Linked DNA regions of Mus musculus: region 1 is linked to region 2. A link is a contact called in ENCODE POLR2A ChIA-PET data. All regions are on one chromosome and are shown on one strand. The core of a region is the stretch at or near the end of the contact, and the rest is flanking DNA. Distances in the headings are between cores, read along the strand shown.

The links. ChIA-PET counts read pairs that join two places held with the same protein, here RNA polymerase II (POLR2A).
Region 1: POLR2A ChIA-PET joins it to region 2 with 15 read pairs in embryonic stem cell. The contact joins the promoter of Ctdnep1 here to the promoter of Tmem256 in region 2. POLR2A ChIA-PET finds 5 or more read pairs at or near these places in 3 of 5 experiments (Patski and embryonic stem cell).

The regions. Positions count from the first base shown.
Region 1 is chr11:69,978,388-69,983,198 of GRCm38, forward strand. It overlaps Ctdnep1 (CTD nuclear envelope phosphatase 1), which reads left to right and starts at 2,781. Exons shown (of 8, transcript NM_026017.2): 1 at 2,781-3,198. The coding sequence starts at 3,097. Elp5 (elongator acetyltransferase complex subunit 5) reads right to left here and starts at 2,848. Exons shown (of 9, transcript NM_018740.2): 1 at 2,820-2,848; 2 at 1,827-2,175; 3 at 1,612-1,672; 4 at 1,443-1,523. The coding sequence starts at 1,872.
Region 2 is chr11:69,835,449-69,840,204 of GRCm38, forward strand. It overlaps Tmem256 (transmembrane protein 256), which reads left to right and starts at 3,077. Exons shown (of 4, transcript NM_026982.1): 1 at 3,077-3,201; 2 at 3,472-3,503; 3 at 3,740-3,820; 4 at 3,918-4,110. The coding sequence starts at 3,117. The coding sequence ends at 4,061. Nlgn2 (neuroligin 2) reads right to left here and starts at 2,336. Exons shown (of 8, transcript NM_001364137.1): 1 at 1,600-2,336.

The DNA.
Region 1 (4,811 bases), core at 1,531-4,030, 140 kb after region 2:
TAAAGCACCCATATACATAAAATCTATAAATCTTAAAAAGAAAACCATACGTATGTATACATATGTGTTTGTGTGTATAAGTACACTGTAGCTATCTTCAGACACACCAGAAGAGGGCATCAGGTCCCATTACAGATGGTTGTGAGCCACCATGTGGGTGCTGGGAATTGAACTCAGGACCTCTGGCAGAGCACTCTTCTGATTTCTGCAAACACCAAGACATACCCCGGCCCACAAATATAGGCAAAACACTCACACACAAAAGATAAAAGCAAAGAAGCAAAACAAAGCTTTTAAAGTAATTTTGTCTTTCTAGCAGATAATTGTGGAAACATCTCAAGGAAACAATTATTTAGATAACTGTGGTTATTTGTGCCTTTTAAAGAATAAGATGTATTTGCTCTATGTTTATTATTTATTTAGAGACACTCTCACTATGTAGCCCTAACTGGTGTGGAACTCTTCTCTGTAGACCAGGCTGGCTTCAGATTCGAGAGATATGCCTGTATCTCCCTTGAATGCAGGGATTAAAAGTGTGTGCTATTGCCAGCCGTGATGGCGCACGTCTTTAATCCCAGCAGTAGGGAGGCAGAGGCCAGCCTGGTCTACAGAGTTCTAGGACAGCCAGGGCTATACAGAGAAACCCTGTCTCATAAAGCCCAAAAAAGTGTGTGCTATTACAGTGATCTTATGCCATTTTTTTAAATTGAAGAAATCTTATAAATTGGACATGTGGCATGTAACATAGTCACAGCATAGGGGAGGATGAGGCAGGATATGAGGCTGGGAGTTAAGAGGTTACTGTGGACTACACAGTGAGTTGTAACGCAGCCTACACCACATAATGAGATCCGCCCCATAATGAGATCAATTAAAAAAAAAAAAAAACAACAACCAAAAAACAAAATGTCCTTTTCTGAGAAAAATAAAATAAAATGGGCAAAAAAGTTCTATCCAAAGGTTAATTTAGCCTACTACTCTTTGGAATTAGTATGTTCCTTTATCCTGCCTTGTGTTTTCAGTTCAATTCTAGCATCTATAGTCTTGAGCCTTATAATAAGGCCTAGAACAAACCAACTCCAAGGACACTTATATAAAAGATGATGACATCAACTTTAGAAGAAACTCAAGTGTTTCTTGGTTGACTATGCATTAACGTGCAAACATTAAAGCCAGAATGCTTATGTATATACAGCAAACTATCTAAGCGTTTACTGCTCTCTTTTGTTGAGTGAGCAACAGCCTCATTCATGTCCCTTCAGTCAAGCCGGCAAGCTGGTGCTAAAGTCTCTAAAAAAAACCCATCTCGCTAGTCTTTTAATTTTTACTGTTCCAAACCCTACGATACCAGTTTCTCCACAGTATGAGATTCTGTGCTGTCTGTTGAAGAGACGTCCTTAGCAGCTGTAGTCCGAATGAAACCTGTTTTAATGTATACTCACCGGCTGTTGACATCAGAGTCGAAACCTTCGCGAAACTCTTCTTCGCTCACTTCACAGCCCAGAACGTGGACCTGCTCCCCACTAAGGCAGAGATGAAGGAAATATATTGAAGAGTGGGGGTACCGGCTCCCTTTCCGGGAAGGAGAGGAGAAACTGTGGGCTAACTCACCGAAGTGCAGATTTCTTGATAAGAGCCTTCAGGAGACTACGCCCTTCCCACTCCACGGAATCTGGGGAGAGCCAAGGATGGGTGAGACCTACTGAGCCCTCAGGGCTCCGACCACGACTTCCACCCCTAGCTGGGTATCCATCCCCAGCGGGTCCTCCAGGCTCCCGCTCCTTCAGCCAAGCCCAAGGCTACCACCGCATGCCTTGATCCCTCACCTCGCAAAAGCACCAAACCACCGATGGCCAACAACGAGTCCAGCATCTCTGACGCCTCAGGACGCCTTCTGATGTCGTCACCACCGAGGAGGCGGGGCACTTACGATTGCTTCCAACCTTAAAGGACCGCAAAGTCCGGAAAGAGGAGCCTGGTTTTTTTATGCTCCGTATTCTCAGGGGGCTTACACGGAGGGGCCGCTCCAGAGTCTCTGTACACAGTCCTAGAGACAACATCCTTAATCTACTCTTGCACCATGACTGGAGCCAGAAGGGCCGTTGGAACAGTTATCAGTGGGATGGGGACAAGGACAGAGGTCTCACGAGCTCCAATCCCGAAGAAGGTTCGAACCTGGGAATAAATGATGTCACTCGGCCCCGCCCACACGGCGCCTGGCTTCTCTCCAGGTCCCGCCCCGCAGTAACCTAGTGCGCGTGCGTAACGCTGCACCCCGGGGTCAGAGCAGAGAGCTTTCCTTAACTTTCCCCTCCCTCCTCAGAATGAATTGAGGGAAACAGCAATCCCGGGGAAGTGAATACACGTCACTACCGGAAGTAATGTCAGAGGGGAAGAGGAGGAGGGAAGAGAGGAGGGAGCCCTTTGGGCGGTAAAATGGCGCCTGTCAGAGTGGGAAGCCTAGCTGCAGAGGCTGCAGCCCCGCTCCTCAGCGGCTAAGCGATCCTGACCTCGGGGAGGGGGAGGCCACTCCGGCCCAGCGATCCGTGCCCTTCGGCTCCCCCTCCCCCTCCTCCCCAGCTCCTGCGCCCAGGGGGCCCCCGAGAATCGCCGCGGCCCACCGCGCGCCGCCGCCGCCCCCGCCCGCCCCCTTCCCGGGGCAGACCCCTAGCGCGCCTGCGCAGAAGGCCACCCTTCGCTTCCCCCTTCCCCTCCCATCTCCCTCCCTCCCTTTTCCCTAGCCCCCTCCCCCACTGCCCCCTCCCCCAATTCTCCATCCCCTTCCCTCCTGGTCTCAGAGGACCCTGTCCTAGCCCGACCTGTTTCGGCCTGCAGCCCACGCGAAGTCGTCGGTGCCACTTCCCGCTCATGTGGGCCCCCGCGGGCTGCCCACGCCAGTCCCCCAGTTCCCGGTTCCGCTGGGCTTTCCCTTCGCTGGGGGTGGCTTTCTAAGCCACCCACTCCGTGCTCATCTCTGCAGCCTCTCCTGCCGCTCGGGGCCCCCGTTCCCCCTCCCTGCGGCGGGGGGCTGCCCCCGGGGGGCTGGCGGAGCTGGGCCGCGGGGGCCCCGGGGCCGGCGGTGCCGGGGTCATCGGGATGATGCGGACGCAGTGTCTGCTGGGGCTGCGCACGTTCGTGGCCTTCGCCGCCAAGCTCTGGAGCTTCTTTATTTACCTTTTGCGGAGGCAGATCCGCACGGTGAGTTTGCTTGGGTGCTGCCAGTGGTGGGGTCCTCTGTCCGCGGTGCTCGCGGAATTTTGGATAGTGCTGGGCCTCTGCTTTGGGCCTAGGAAGGGAGCCTTGGCCAGAGCTTTACCCGCTGGAGAAGTAGGACACCTTTAAGCAAGGTTCAGCCCTTAATAAAAGAACCATGATTTTTACTGGGTTTGCTTTCTTTCTTAATCTGCCTAAATGGGATAGGATTTGGCAGTTCTCGGGGGCTAGAATGGTGCTCTCCTTACGAAAGCTAGAGTTGTTGCTAAAGAAAGAAGAGGCCGGGAACACCTGTTTGCTGGTAGCCAGAACTATTGATATGGGCTTTGGAAAGACCCTCCTGTTGAAAGTCAGACTCCTTTGTCAGTGGTGTGGGTGGGTAGAAGGGCATATGGAGCAGGAATTGGAACTTGAGGAAAAGCCTTGGGTGTGAAGGAGCTCCTCCAAAAAGGCTCTGGAATTCTCTAGCTTGTGTGTATGGGCTTATTATTAAGACCCTGGGACAGAAAACGATGCTTTTCCAATAGGCATCTTTAGTTGTCAGATGCACATTAAAGTTGGGTGTCTCATTAGACAAGCTGGCTGTTAGCTGGAGAGCTTGCATCTGAAGGTGGGCATGTTTCTCCAGGCGACTCTAGCGATTATGAAGGGATACTTGGAGTGTAGAGACTGTTTGGATGAACCCAGGTATCTCTGGGTTCTCTCCCTCAAGCTTTTCTCCAAGGTAAACATTGTTTCAGCTACCATTCCTCCCCGCCGCCCCTGCCCCCAGCCCTGGCTGTCCTGGAACTCACTTTGTAGACCAGGCTGGCCTCGAACTCAGAAATCCACCTGCCTCTGCCTCCCCAGTGCTGGTATCAAAGGCGTGCGCCATCACGCCTGGCTTACCATCACTTCTTAATGAACATGCCCTCTGGAGTAAATCTCCTGAAGTCAGATTCTGGGGGGAAATGACTGAGTAGCATGCAGGCTTTGGCAGCCCAGGTCAGAATTCCCAGAAGGACCTTGGTGGTTCTGGTAGAAGAGGTGACTGAGGTGGCTTGGACTTCAGTTCCTTCTCTAGCAGTCTGTTTATTTCTTCCACTTCCTGCTTTAGGGTGAGGATTATTTTGGATGGTGGCTATAAGCAGTCCTAGTCTCCTGAGATAAAATAGGATCCATAGGGTGTGTGAGGCTGGCCAGGTGTGGGCCTAACTCCTGAGGTTTTCTTTATGCTCTGACCTCTCATCCTCTTTCTGACCTTGCTCTGAGAACCCTCCCTCTTTTCACAGCTCCTTTATTTATTTATCTATCTATTTATTTATTTTTGAGTGTGGGGACTAGTGTCCAGCCCAACTATGGAAAGACTTCCTAAACTGCGTTCTTCTGTAAGAAATCCCCCGACCCCACAGCCTTTTGTCCTCCCCTCCCTTCCAGGCTGGTTTCTTCCCCACGCCCTCTCTGGCAGAAACTTGGAGCATTCCCTCCATGCCCAGCATGTGCAACCCGAGATAGCAGGGCAGGACACCCGAGCTGTTTCAGCCCTCCTCACAGGCTCAGGGAGAAAGGAAGGGCAGATGCCTTGGGATTAGAGAAGAGTGGGCCTTTTGGTTTTCAGG
Region 2 (4,756 bases), core at 1,827-4,326:
ACCTCGGCAACGGGCTGCAGCTTTAACCCTGGAGGGGGGTGGTCTAGAGGAAGAGGGGAAGGGGCTTGCTTGGTTGCTGAGTCCCTTCGGGCCGTGAGAGGGAGGACAGGGACAAGAGTCAGAACGCTAGTTTCACCCAATCTTATCAGAGAGGAAGAAATATGTATATATGAGGGGAGGGTAGTCTAGGCGAACAGAGAATCCTAAGAGACATGCCCCTCCCCCCATCCTGCTTAGCCCCATCAGAGCCTAACCCTACTGACCAGGTCTTTGGCAGATGGGGAGGGGGGATAAGAGAAGCAGTACTGAGGTTGGCTTCTCAAATAAGCTTACTGACACCCCCCCACCTAATCTGGAAGAGCCTTGGACCCTGGCTGAGGTCTTCTTTGCACAGCATTTTGACCTATGTCCTGAGGCAAACCTCAGATATCTTCTCACCCCAGGAGCACCCCCTCCCCTTCCCAGTCCCCCTCCCCCTTGCCAGTCCCCAGTATTACTGCTGCCCTGGTACCCAGGCAGCAGGAACAGGACCAGTAAAAAGGTAGGCAGGGCAGACACCCAGGTCATTTCAGTAAGCCCCCCCTTGGCACCCCCCCCTTCAGGACTGTTTGCTGACGCTGGGCTTTTCAGAGCCAGGCGCCAGCCCGCGGGTGGCTCTCTGCAGGTGTCAATTTATTCCAGAGATGAGGACACAGGAGTCCTCACCACTCACACCCAGTCATGCCCTCCCCTTTTCAGGTCCTTTTAGGCTCCTGTTCTCCCATCAGCTGAAGGGGGGGTTGTAGTTGACCCCCCCCCAATCTCTTTTTCCTATGCCAGGCTGGGCCTTGCTATCTCTTCCCTCTTCTCCCATCATGTCCTGCCTCAGTCACCCCTTTCCCTTAAGGTACTTTGGGCCCCTTGCCTCCTCTCCTCTAACTAGCTTTTCTCTCTTCCCCTCCCACTAGAGCCCCCCCCCCCCCATCTTTCTCCTCCGAACAGGGTCCCTTGGAGCATCTTTCCTTGGCCTTAACTGGCTTGCTCCAGCTCTTGCCTTCAGTCTCTCACCCCTCAGTCTTTTCTCATTTCTGTCTCCTTGGTGTTTCTCATCGCTCTCTCCTCCAAATACCTTCTCTGATTTTCTCCCTCAAGTGCTCTCTCTCTCTCTCCTTTTTTCTATTACTCTCTCCCCCATTTTCTCTCTTCATCTCTGTCTGCCACATCTTGCTCCCCCCTCCTCCCGATCCCTCTGCCTTGCTCTTCCATTCCAGCCCAGGCCCGACTCCCCCAACCGGGGAGAGTTGAGGGACGGGGGCTCAGGCCGCAGCCCCCCCCCCTTCCTGCAGTGGGGAAAATGGCTTGGCCGGGAAGGGGAGAAGGAGGGGGAGGGGGAGATGGGAACACACGGGGTCTGTGGGCCCATTCAAAGGATCATTCATGGACTGGAGAGAGGCAGAGACAAAGAGACCAAGACGCAGAGACACGGCGAGAGCATCCTTAGGCGGAGACACGCAGACAGAGCAGGCTGAGGGAAACCAGGCGCAGGGAGGAATATGGGAAGAGGAAGACCCCAATGGACCGCCGCGCAGCCCCCTCCACCCAGCATGGCTTAGCTCCTACCTGGATCAGCCCTGGGGCCGTGGTGCCTCCATCCAGGGCTCCGAGCGGGGGGCGGACGGGTTTCAGAAGGGGGGCGGCGGCCTCTGAGCCCCCGCGGCCCCGCAGGCCCAGCCCCCGCCTGCAGCGCCTCACCCGGCGGGGGAGGGGGATCGCCCCAGCCCCGGGGGGCGGGGCCGGAATCCAGTCGATCCCCAGGAAAAGGAAAGCTAGGGTATAGGGTCAGAGAGAGCTCAAGAACAGGGAACCCCGCAGTGGGAAAGGCTGAGCCAGGAGGGAGCAATGGGACAGGACTAGATTGGAGATCCACTGGTTCTCTGGGATGGCTTCGAGGGACCAGGAGGCGGTTCAGGCGACAGATCCTAAGGGATCGGGTGCTGGAGGAGGAGTCCACGGCAATCCCTAGGGGCCCGGAGCCCCGGAGCGCAGAATCCGCGGTGCAGGGGCAGGGATCCAGCCGGAATCCTCGGGGAGGGGGAGGGATCTAGTCGATCCCGAGGGCGGGCGGGAGGGAGATCCGGGGAGTCAGAAGAGGGCGGGGGCCGAGTCCCGAGCCTCGAGGCAGAGGTCGGTGCGGCTCCTAGGAAGGAAGGCAAGGGCTAGGGGAGGCTTTGGGAAATGCTCAGTAGCCAGGAGGCCCGGACTCCTGGCTCTGCGCGCCAGGGCCCGCCCGCCCCGCGTCCATCCCAGCTCGAGAGTGATGATCCGCCGGCGGAGCAGCCGCAGCAGCCCCGCGCGTCACCGCGCGGCCGCCTCCCCCGCCCCCTGCCGAGAGAGCGGCGCACACCCCTCGCTTGCACCCGCCTGCCCACCCGCCCTCTGGAGTGTGGGGGGGGATTGAAGACAGTGAAAGGGGTGGGAGTGGACAGACGGACGGATGGACGTAGCGAACTAGAGCAGGGTGAAGACATCTCTCCCCCCGCCCCCCCGGATCTCCCACCCTCTGGGCTCTCCGGGTCTAGCAAGGGGGAGAACAGCTGAACTATAGAGGGCAGGGCATCACACGAAGAAGGCGGGGCCTCTAGGCACAGAGGCGGAGCCATCGTGGGATGGGAGGGGTTTGATGGCAATAGGTGGAGCTTAGAAATCCGTGGGGCCGCCCCTTTTGAGGAGTGGGTCTGGTTTGAAGCAGAACAGGAGGAGCCTGTAGAAAAAGGGGTGGAACTTTGTGGGGGACCGATATCTTTGCAAATTAGCTGGAGGTGTGGGGTTGGGGTGTCGAAGAGGCGATCAACTTGGAAAGTGGGCCAATCCGTGACGCAAATCCTCTAGTCCCACCCTCAACCCCGCCTCCCACTGCTCCGCTCCTCCGCTCCTAATTGGTTCTAGTTTCTCCGCCCGCCAGACATCTTCTCCATTCAACAGAAGTTTTACAAAGGCGTCTGTAAGGGAACCGGGGCTCTGAAATGAACATAGCCCTGATTGGGCATTTTTGGACCTTATTTGCATGGGCAATCGGGATTGGCTGGCTTGTTGGGTGGTCAGGGCGGTGTTGGTTCCGCGCGTGACCACCCACAGCTATGGCCGGGGTAGGGGCTGCTTTCCGCCGCCTAGGTGCCTTGTCCGGAGCTGGGGCCTTGGGTTTGGCCTCCTACGGGGCACACGGTCAGGGGACGTGGGATGCAGCTGGGCTGGGGGCAATCTTTGGGATCTGGTGCGGGGAGGGACCTATAGGAAGTGTCTTGTCTTTTATGGAATAGAGATCCCTTGGAACCCCGAACCTTCAAGTTTGTCTTTAGGTCCAAAAGCGTCTCAGTACTACATCTGTTTCCACCAGTCAGAAGCTTCCAGGGATGCAGTGTCTACTTAGGTGCCCCTGGGGTTTGAGAGGGTCTAAGCCAATACAGTTCTGATTGGTTTTGCATCTCTCTACAGGCGCTCAGTTTCCGGATGCCTACGGGAAGGAGGTGAAGTAACAGTTCTGGGACTCCTGGACTTGGCGCGATGTTTGGGTGTCCTTAAACTGGGAGGGGGTGGGGAGATGAATGGGAAGGCAGTCAAGTGTAGGTCTCTACTGCAAGGACTGCAGGCCTGTGGCTTGAAGACCTGGGGGAGCAGCAAACTGAGCCGTCAGAGGTGACAGTGTTAATGGACTTCGGTCCTATGTTGCTTAGAAAATCTCTCTCTTCTCTTTTTCTTACAGCTCTTTGACAAGGCCAACAAACACCACTTTTTGCACAGCCTGGCCCTGTTAGGGGTACCCTCTTGCAGAAAACCTGTCTGGGTAACCAATTCCCTTGCCTAATTTAAATCAAACCTCATTTACTCCCTCATGTTGCTTTGTTCTTAAAATTCTGTATTCTGTTCTCTGCCTCTTCCAGGCAGGATTACTGTTAGCTTCTGGAACTACCTTATTCTGCACCAGCTTCTACTACCAGGCTCTGAGTGGAGACACCAGCATCCAGACTCTGGGGCCTGTGGGAGGGAGCCTGCTAATCTTGGGCTGGCTTGCCTTGGCTTTTTGAAGTCTCTTGTTTAAGCGCCCAGTCCTGGCCTTTCTGGGTAATTGGGCGCAGAGGGAAGGAGCCAATGTTGAAGCAGAAAAGAAATTAAAAGAAAAAGGCATATAAAGAACTTTGGTGTCTTTATTCATCTAACATTGAGCAAGGGAGGGCAGAGAGTCTACCTTTGAATTTGCATTTCTAACTACAAAGATCCTCTGGTTCTGGAATTCCAATCTTTACAAGGTGTTGTAATTGTGTGTAGGGCTCATAAAGAGCGCTTGAACTAATGGAGCCTCTTACCTAAAGAGCACATGAGGGGCTGGAGAGATGGCTCAGTGGTTAAGAGCGCCGACTGCTGATCCTGAGTTCAAATCCCAGCAACTACATGGTGGCTCACAACCATCCGTTATGAGATCTGACGCTCTCTTCTGGTGCATCTGAAGTCAGCTACAGTGTACTTAGCTTTTATAATAATAAACAAATCTTTTTTTAAAAAACACATGGGAATGTAGATTTTAGTAATTTCATTCATGTAGTTCATTGGAGTTCCCCTCCAAACTCCCCCATATTGAGGGTTGACCCCAGAGCCTTGGGAATGGTGGGCAGTTTTTCTTCTGTTGAGTTGTATGTCCAGGTGCTTCCTTCCTTAGCCTCCTGGTTGCTGAGATTACAGGTGTGTACACCCACCTTTGTTAGAATTTCGTTACGTGAGGATG